Regions from separate parts of the Homo sapiens genome. Here region 1 is linked to region 2. A link is a contact called in ENCODE Hi-C data. All regions are on one chromosome and are shown on one strand. The core of a region is the stretch at or near the end of the contact, and the rest is flanking DNA. Distances in the headings are between cores, read along the strand shown. Region 1 holds the start of PHF13 (PHD finger protein 13). Region 2 holds the start of TPRG1L (tumor protein p63 regulated 1 like).

Region 1 (4,570 bases), core at 1,553-4,052, 3.0 Mb before region 2:
AATCAGCTGGGAGATAAAAACTTCTACAAAAGTCTATTTCTTAGTGCTCATGTGGCATTTTCTGACTTTATCTATTAGTTTCCACAGGCCTATCAGGCGAAGCTCTAATAACTACTTTTTTGCTACAGATTTTCCATTCTGAGTATGAACTGCTGCAGCAGCAGCTGGAACTGATGTATGTTAAGTGATTTCAAAAATCAACCACTCGCCGGGCGCGGTGGCTCTCGTCTGTAATCCCAGCACTTTGGGAGGCCGAGGCGGGCGGATCACGAGGTCAGGAGTTCGAGACCAGCCTGACCAACATGGTGAAACCCCGTCTCTACTAAAAATACAAAAATTAGCCGGGCGTGGTGGCGTGCACCTGTAGTCCCAACTACTCAGGAGGCTGAGGCAGGAGAATCGCGTGAACCCGGAGGCGGAGGTTACAGTGAGCCAAGATCGCGCCACTGCACTCCAGCCCGGTAGACAGAGCTAAGATTCCAACTCAAAAAAAAAAAAAAAAAAAAATCAACCACTCATTCTCCAGAGCTCTCGGAGACCTGGACCCTGGAGTTCACTCCTGGCTGACCCTGCCAAGCTAGCGCCACCTGAGGACCCCTCTCTCGTGCTCAGAGGGTCCCCTCCACTGTCCCAGCCAGTCGGGATGCCAGGCACCCAACTATCTCAACTCACAATAAACCAAGAACCTTACTGCGAAGCTTAGTCTTACATTTAAACGGAATAGTGGAGGTTTTTGCTCGCGGGTCCCAGCCCCATTCCATCTAGAAACACCCATCACAAAAAGATATTTTCTCCTGAGAGAAGCACGGAGAGATGGAGCTCTTATTTGCTCCTAAGCAAAACAAGTGTGCCGTATTGCTGTTTATTCGCCCGGCACGTTCCCTGAGGTTCCTTTCAGTGCCTTGTCCGACCCACCCCCATCCTTCCCGAGGTGCTGTTACCCGGCCGCCACTCTGCTGGGGGAGAGCCGGTGGGGAAATGGGGGGCAGGGGTCTCGGGCCGCCCCTCCCGCCGCGAGGAGCAGGCGTGCGGCCCGCGGGTTTTCTTTCGAGAAAGTCGGTGCCCTTAGAAAATTATTTTCTCAACCTGGTTCAAGCAAACCTTCTCCTCTCCCACCCCCTTGGACCCCAGGGCCGCCCACGGAGCGGAGGCGAAGGCCCGCGTTGACCGCGCTCCCCGCACTGGCGAGCCTGCCCAGCCACGGGAACCGCGGGCCGCCACCCGGGCCTCCAACTCCCGCGAAGAACTTTTCTTTCGGCGGGGAACCAGCAGAAGTGGGTCAAAAACCCGAATGCCAAGTGGAGGGCGGCGACGGCCTCGGGCCGGGGGCGCGCGGGAGGCACCGGCGCGGGGACTGGGGGTTCCACGCCGCCCCCACACGGCCCACGCCGCCCGCCCCCCCGGCCGCCTCCTCGGAAAGCAGATGGCGGAGCGGCCCCCACCCGCCCTCCCGCGGCAGCCGCCCCCCGCGACACTCGGCCCCCGAAGGTGCGGGGCCCATCCCGCGAGTATGTGTGAGGGGGGTGCGCCAGGCAGGATTCCGGGGTCCCAGGCCTGGGGAGGCCCTGCGAACCCCCGGGGGCGGCAGCGAGACCGGCGGGCTCCGGCGCCGCCTCCCCTCCCCCACCCGCCCGCGGTCGCCGGACCCGCACCCCCGACCCCAACGAGCCTCGGCTGGGGGGAGGGGACCGCGCGGGGGGGAGGCCGGGAGCCCCGAGGGCCGATCCCCGGAAGGAGGGGGAGTGAGCCGGGGCGGAGCCAGCAAAGCCCGCGGGCGGGGGGCGGGGGCCCGAAGAGAGAGGCCAGCGCGCCGGGGGGCGGTGGGTGGGGGCAGGACTCGGGTCCCCAGAGCGGGTGGGGCCCCCGGAGGACGCGGCCCCCGAGAGCCGTAGGGGGCGGGGGCCGACTGGGCCCCGCGCGGAGTCAGGGGGCGGGGCGCGGGCCACCGGGCCCGGGGGATCGGGGGAGCAGCCGGGGGCCTCGGGAGCCGACCCCGGTCCGAGGGGGGCCTAAAACTCCTCGAGAGCAACCGGAGCCAGGGGCGGGCGGCGGCTCGGACCGCGTCCCCGGGGGCGGGGAAAGAGTAAGCAGGCCGGCGGGGAGGGGCTGGGGGCGCCGACAGGTCCCAGGTCGACGCGAGGCCGGAGAGGGGCGGCCCGGGGGAGAGAAATAGGCGCAACGGCCCTGGGGAAAGGGCGCGGGGAGGACGCGGAGGTCCGCGGAGGGGACGCGGAGGCGAGGCCCGGCGGAGAGGACCGAGCGCGGGCCCGAGCAGGGGGCGGGGGTTGGGCTCCCGGGGGGGCCGACGAGGGGAAAGCGGGGGAAGGGGAGGGCGGCGCTCCGGGCGACCGGGGGTCTGGCTGCCTGAGGACGGCAGGATCGCGGAGGGGGTGGTCGGGGGCGATTCGGACGCACAGCTTCACTCACCTCCGGGTGGAAGGCGGCGGCGCAAGAGTCAGAGTCCATGTTCCGGGCGGGGGGCGGCGGCGGCTGCGAGAGTGCAGGAGCTGGGATGCTGGAGCGGGGCCGCCCGGGGCTGGGGGCTCGGGCGGCTGCGCAGGGCGAGGGCGGACCCGGGAGGGGTCGCCCGGGCTGGAGGTGATGGGGGGCTCAGCGCGTCGCTTCTCAAGCTCTGTGACCCCGGACTGGCGGTTCCACCGCCGACCGGAGTGGACGATGCAGCTCCCGCGGCGGTAGAGGCGGGAGAGTGGCTGCAGGGGGCGGCGGCGGCGGCGGTGAGCGGGAACCCGACCGGCTCCCCGACCTGACGCCCAGTTCGGCTCGTGTCTCGGGAGGGAGGGCGGGAGAGCCGGGAGGCCTGTCGGGAAATGTAGTCTGGGTGGCGACTGGAAGCCAGCGGCGAGGGGGCGTGGCGCGGGAGGCGGGCGCGGTGCCTTGTGGGAGTGGTAGTCCAAGGCCCCGCCAATACTGCGCACAAAGGAAACCTTGGGGACTCCAACCCCCATGAGGCTCCGCGGCGGCGGCCCCGGTGTGTGGAGGCGGGTCTTCTGGACTCGAGGCCGCGCGAGCGGGGGAGGTGCGGGGGCCCGCGCCGGCTCGGCCGCGGGGGGAGGGGCAGTGTGAGCGGTAGCGCCTTGGTCTCGGCGGGCGCGGGGGCGGGAGTCGCTGCGGCGGTGGGGGCGGGGCTGACGGCCCGGGTTGCGAAGGGCGGCGGCGGCTGGCACCTACCCTTCCTCGTCTCCTACTTGGGGTTCGCGCCCCTTTGTGGGGCGGGGGTCCCCGAGGCCTGGCCGGGAGTAGGGGCGGCAGGGGCGGGGACGCTGACGTCGCGGCCGCCCCGGGCATCGCTCCCCGCTCCCCGCTCCCCGCTGAGGGCGGAGTCGCCGCCCGGCCCCCGCTCCAGGCCGGGCTCAGCGAAGTTGTTTTCGCGGCTGCGGGCTTCGTGCGGCTCCCTGCTCCGGGCCCGCGGGGCCGGGACTGGACCGGGCTCTTCTCTAGGCATCTGCGGGATTCACTCGAGGTGGCCGGGTTCGTGCATTAAAAACACCGGGCCAGCGTTGTCAGTGTTCTAAAGAGGTGTGCGTTCAGTTTGCTTTCTGTTGCCGCCTAAGCCTAACCTTGGGACCGGCCGTTTTCCCACTCTCCTGAATATCCTCCGGCCCGCAGGGCGAGGCGGAGACGCGGTGTTTGGCGCTGGCATCGACTGGTACTTGTTTAGTGGTGTTTAACTGGGATGGGCAGTGTGTAAACGCTGGACCGCAGAGTATCCGACAGCTGTACGTGTGGAAGGCTGGCCGGACACGGTGGGGACTGCCCCTATGCGGTGACCAAAAGGCGGTCTGACGGGAACATTTTTAATATTCGAAAGTGGGGGAAAAAGGTAAGTACAAAACGCAGATGATTCAGTAACCTGTTTGGTAGCTTCGAAGAAGTTAAAGGGGAGTGACACAAAATTGAAAATTCAAATTAGAAAACGAACTCTTGGAGATACTAGTAAGATATTTGACAGGCGCCGAATGCTCCATCAAGCTGGCTGTTGCTATTTCAAGGGTTATGATCATTCTGATGAAGATATTTAATAGTTAGGAGATGGTGTTAATCTTAGAAATACTTCTCTGAGCGGCCGGGCGCGGTGGCTCGCGCCTGTATTCCCAGCACTTTGGGAGGCCGAGGCGGGTGGATCACGAGGTCAGGAGTTCGAAACCAGCCTGACCAACATGGTGAAACCCCGTCTTTACTAAAAATACAAAAATTAGATGGGCGTGGTGGCGGACACCTGTAATCCCAGCTACTCGGGAGGCTGAGGCGGGAGAATTGCTTGAACCCGGGAGGCGGAGCTTGCAGTGAGCCGAGATCGTGCCACTGCACTCCAGCCTGGGCGACAGAGCGAGACTCTGTCTCAAAAAAAAAAAAAAAAATACTTCTCTGAGCCTCAGTTTCCTAAGCTGTTAAATTTTAGCGTAGTGCCTGGCTAAATAAATGGTAGCTTACTGTTGTTGTTGTTGTTGTTGTTTTATTATTTCTGCAATATTGTAGCCCATTGGAGGGCTTCCCAAAGGTGATAAATTGAGGTACTTTACAAGATAAAACATGAAATTACTGATTAAAA
Region 2 (4,836 bases), core at 662-3,161:
TATTTTGGTAATCTTTACATGATTAAAAATTAATAAACAGGAATACTGGCTGGGCACGGTGGCTGACATCTATAATCCCAGCGCTTTGGGAGGCCAAAATGGGCGGATCTCTTGAGCCCAGGAGTTTGAGAACAGCCTGGGCAACCTAGCAAAACCCCATCTCTACAAAAAATACAAAAATTAGCTGGGTGTGGTGGCGGGCACCTGTAGTCCTAGCTACTTGGGAGGCTGAGGTGAGAGGATCACTTAAGCCTAGGAGGTGGAGGATGCAGTGAACCAAGACTGCACCACTGGTGCCTGGGTGACAGAGTGGGACTCCGTCTCAAAAAAAAAAAAAAAAGGGAATAATTATAGATAGGCTAGCCAAATGAGTGAAAAGGAAGTGTAATCTTCCTTTTCCTTATGTCATATTAAATGTTTTAACCAAAAGGTAAAATTTTTATTTTAGCTTCCTGAATCCCCCATCCAAATCTCTCCATCAAAAACCCAAGTTCTACAGCTTAACTGACTGTAGTAATGTTTAGGTTCCTCACGTCAGAAAATTATCCTACAGCAAAAAGATCAACTCCTGAAAGCTGGTCATTAAATATTTCCAAATTTGTCTTTTAGTGGTATCTATAAATTACAACGGGACCCTCCATTTCTCTTTAAAAAATTAGCCAGAGCAAGACTTGATGTGTCATATGCAATCTGTCCCTGGCTGGAGAAAAATGCAGAGTTTGGACTTTTCCTGAAGAACATCCAAGTTCCTTTTTAACACGCTGGGCTCTACTTCAATGCATCCTGAACTCATGTAAGTCTTTTTACTACCAGCCTAATAGCTGCCTTCTGTGCCAGAATTCCTTTTAATGCACTCAATTGCCCAGAAGTCGCTTCTTTTTAAGGAACTTCCCATTGATATTTGGAGCTGGAGCCTTTGTGCTTATAATTAATGACAGAGAAGACACACCGCTTGGGGGGCTGATTTAAAAGGGCTGAATTGTAAGGTCCACTCTGGTGCTTAGGTCCAGTGATACTGGACTCTGAACAGGCTTACTTGTTGAGCGATTTAGGGGGAAACTGGAATTCTCCGTAGGAAATGGTGTCTACTGCGTTGAGCGCTATCCGCACCACCTGCTGGCACTGGAGACTGATGAAGTCGTATTTACAGATAAGCAGGGACTGCTCCGTGACCAGCACCAGCCGCTCCTTCTCATTGTTCCAGTGATCCACCCTGTAGGCAGAGGAGGGGCCTCAGTCCACACTGGACGCGGCTGTCTCGACTTAGCCAAGGCCAGCCCGCCTGGAAGGGCAGCAGGGGCGGCACGGGGCGCCTGAGCGTGGCACGAGCACCCCGGGAAGTCCTCGCAAGGTGCTGCGCGGCGGCTCGGGGCGAGTCCCCCCACCAAGGAGAGCGCAGCCCCGGCTTACTCGGTAAGCAGCCACACTCCCTGGATCTCGCCGTCCTCCACGGGCCGCACCACCACGCGGATCTCCTCCACTGCCTGCTCGATGCTGCCGGGCTGGGCGGGTTGCGGGGTGGGGGACGGGGGCAAAGATCACAGGTCACAGCTCGCTCCCTGCGGGACCGCCCGGCGCCCGCCTCCGACCCCACCCGCCCCCATCCCGCCCCGCGCCCTCGGCCCCCGCCCCGGCCCTGGCCCCTGCCTCACCCGGAACACGAAGTACTCCTTGACGCGGGCGCGGCGCGTGGGGTCGTGGATGCTGAGAGGCCAGAGTGTCTGGCGCAGCGGCGTCCCCGCCCCCGGCCGCCCCCCGCCCGGGCCGCCGCCTGCCCCCACCTCCTCGCCGGCCGCCAGCACCGCCGTGGGGCTCGTACCGGCCGAGTCCACCGAGTCCCGCAGTTGCAGCATTGCCGCACCCCTTACCGACCCCGACCCTGACGCCGACGCGACCGCCGTCGCCGCAGCCACCGCCACCACCCGGCCGCGCCCCCGGCCCCGCCCCGCGGACCGCCGCGATTGGCTCCGCCTTGCCGGCCCCGCCTCTGGCTCCGCCCCTTCCCGCGTCCGCCGACCCTCGGGATTGGCTCTCCTCCTGCCGTTTTCCGCGATTGGCTCTGCCCCGCCGCCGTTCACAATCGCTCCCGCCCCTCGCCGGGCCGGAAGCGACCGTCACGCGCAGGCTCACTTCCTGTTTACACAACGAGAAGGGGCGGGGCCGAAGCCGGTTGCCAGGGTGTCGCGGAGCGGCTGGGAAGGAGGGGCTGGGAATCTTGGAGCCCCTTGGCCCGCGGGGAAAGCGGGTGACCCGCCCTGCAAGTGGGATGCCCCCTTCGGCCTTCTGGAGCGCAGGTGGGGGCGCGCGCCCATCGGGGGCTCGCACTGCACGGAGGGTCGCGGTGCCGGGGAGCTGAGGTTGGAGGATGCAGGGCGGCGGCCCTGGTGCACCGTGGGGGAGTTCGCACGCCGGGCAGCGATCTTCTGCCGGGACCTGGCGTTCTTCACACACGGCTTATTCGTGACGGATCCACAGAGCAATGCACTCTGAAGCCGGAGGGTAGAAAGTGCTGGAATGCGCGCCCGGGCCCAGGCTGTCGCGAGCCTTCAGCAAGCCAGTGCACACAGAGAGGGCTGCCCAGAGATCCCGGTCAGCGCTCGCAGTTCGAGGTGGAACATGTGTGTGCCCTGCGCTAGCCCCAGCTCCCGGAGGTGCCCCCAGCGCGTGTGGAGGGGGGCGGTGAACGGACCCGCAATCTGGTGGAGGCTGCGGGAAGGAGGCGCAGAGTCCAGGGGTCAGGGTTACCTTCGGGCAGGAGGACAGATCCCTCTGCTCGGAGGTGAGGAAGACACACGAGGCGAGGTGCACACAGGCGAGGAGAGTGAGATGGGGGGAGAATGAGGAGTTCAGGATACATCTGTTTACTTCAGTCAGGGAGTGGGGATGGAGCGGAGTATTTGTAAAGATGGACGGTTTAGAATCGCCGGGATGAGAACCGGGCAGGGAGCTGATCAGGGAAGGGCATGGGGATCTCTGAGCAGCTGGGAGACCCCAGGGAAGTTTGCAGTGGCGCCTCCCACGCGGCAGCTGGGGGAGTGGAAGAAACCAATGCTGGCTGGTCTAGATGGAGGAGTTTGCTGGGTAGCGGTGGTCAAAGACCAGAGAGAAAAGGGAGGCCAAAATCCTAGAGGGAGTGTTGCCCAAGAATGGTGGAGTGCAGGGATTCTGCCCCACTTGCCAGCAGACAGGCCAGGCTGCCAAAGTTGCATGGGCGCTGGCAGAAAGACCCAATACCCCTGGAGTCAGAGAGGAAAGACTACAACAGGAAACGGGCGACGCTGGTGTGCCCAGACGCATGTTGCACCACAGCGGGTGCACTACAAAACAGGACCCTGGATCCTGTGGACCAATGTGGTCTTTGTCCCACAGGGAGGCTGTCTCCCCGGCAAGGGTGCCCACTGCAAGCACAGGCGTGAGAAATGGCCCAGAAAAGAGTGGTCAGGGCAATGTGTTCTTGGCACGCCCAGCAAGACCTGCCAGAGGGACCTACAGACGAGTGTCTCCCAGCTATCTTACCAGCGGGGACCTTGAGGTCCAAGTATCCAGTCCGGTTAGAAATGGCCGCGGATCCAACAGGTGCTGGTGAGTGGGAGAATACCCCTGAGGGAGGAAGAACAGAGGCCGGGAGGGAGCTGAGTGGATGTAGATGAGAAATACCTGGACAGCTGCAAGCTGTAGTCAGTGATGGGCAACTGGAACCAGAGATTCCAGAGAGAGGGAGGGAGAAAGAGGGAGGAGAAGGGAGAATGAGAAAGAGAGGGAGAGAGAATGGGGGGGAGAAAGAGGGAGAATGGGGGAGAGAGGTAGGAGCAAGTTCTGGACCACGCCAAGGATGGAGCTGTGGTCCTGGAACCAGATGTCCAGGGAATGGGATGAAGTGACACTGGCTGGGGCCGAGGCTGCAGACTGCTGGTGGGAGCTGGCAGGACAATGAGGATTCTGAACCAGGTGCCTGAGCCTTCTGTGGATATGGGGAGTGACTTGGATGTCTATAAATTCCAGAAATGATAGGAGGGATAGATGATGGAGGGACTGTATTTTAGACAATAAACAAATTTCACTCAGTATGGATGAGTTTCCTGGGGCTTCTGTCACAATGCATCACAAACTGGTTTTAAAAACAACAACTGTTTTAAAAACAACAGAAACGTGTTTCCTCATAGCCCTGGAGGCCAGAAGTGCAAAATCAAGGAGTGTGCAGGGCCATGCTCCCTCTGCAGCCCTGAGGGTTGACGCATGTCTTGCTCTGCCAGGCCTGCTTGGTGTCCTGGGCTTGCTCATGCACTGCTCCCATCCCTGCCTCCATCTTCACACGACCTTCTCCAGGTGGGTCTCTTCTGCAACATCCCTGTTGGATTAGGGACCACCCTAGTGACCTCATCTTTAGTCGATCATCATCATGTTTGATCAAATAAGGTCACTGTGTTTGTTTGTTTTCCCACTGCTATTAATATGAAGAACTTACCTGAAGCTGGGTAATTTATAAAGAAAAGAGGTTTCATTGACTCACAGTTACACATGACTGGGGAGACCTTAGGAAACTTACAATCATGGCGGAAGGCAAAGGGGAAGCAAGGCACGTCTTACATGGCGGCGGGGGTAGTGGGATGTGCCACACTTAAACCATCAGATCTTGTGAGAACTATGACAAGAACAGCACGGGGGAAATCGCCCCCATGCTCCAATCACCTCCCACCAGGTCCCTCCCTCGACATGTGGGGATTACAATTCGAGATGAGATTTGGGTGGGGACACAGCTAAACCATATCATTCTACCCCGGCCCCTCCTAAATCTCATGTCCTTTTTACATTTCAAAACCAATCATGCCCTCCCAA

Evidence for each region. A loop is a pair of places that touch in the nucleus more often than their neighbours do. Pooled maps may share reads with other maps.
Region 1: a loop to region 2 is called in a pooled map, with 5 times the contacts of the local background. The contact joins the promoter of PHF13 here to the promoter of TPRG1L in region 2. A Hi-C loop is called at or near these places in 4 of 50 pooled maps.

What each region holds. Positions count from the first base shown.
Region 1 is chr1:6,611,963-6,616,532 of GRCh38, reverse strand. PHF13 (PHD finger protein 13) reads right to left here and starts at 2,802. Exons shown (of 4, transcript NM_153812.3): 1 at 2,428-2,802. The coding sequence starts at 2,466. It overlaps LOC107984913 (a long non-coding RNA gene), which reads left to right and starts at 3,146. Exons shown (of 2, transcript XR_001737882.3): 1 at 3,146-3,841. RefSeq lists silencers at 1,614-2,073, 2,214-2,303, 2,474-3,253, 3,304-3,353.
Region 2 is chr1:3,622,090-3,626,925 of GRCh38, reverse strand. TPRG1L (tumor protein p63 regulated 1 like) reads right to left here and starts at 1,911. Exons shown (of 5, transcript NM_182752.4): 1 at 1,653-1,911; 2 at 1,411-1,502; 3 at 1,037-1,213. The coding sequence starts at 1,853. It also overlaps a transcript of MEGF6 not described here. RefSeq lists enhancers at 875-1,537, 2,518-2,637 and a silencer at 1,838-2,067.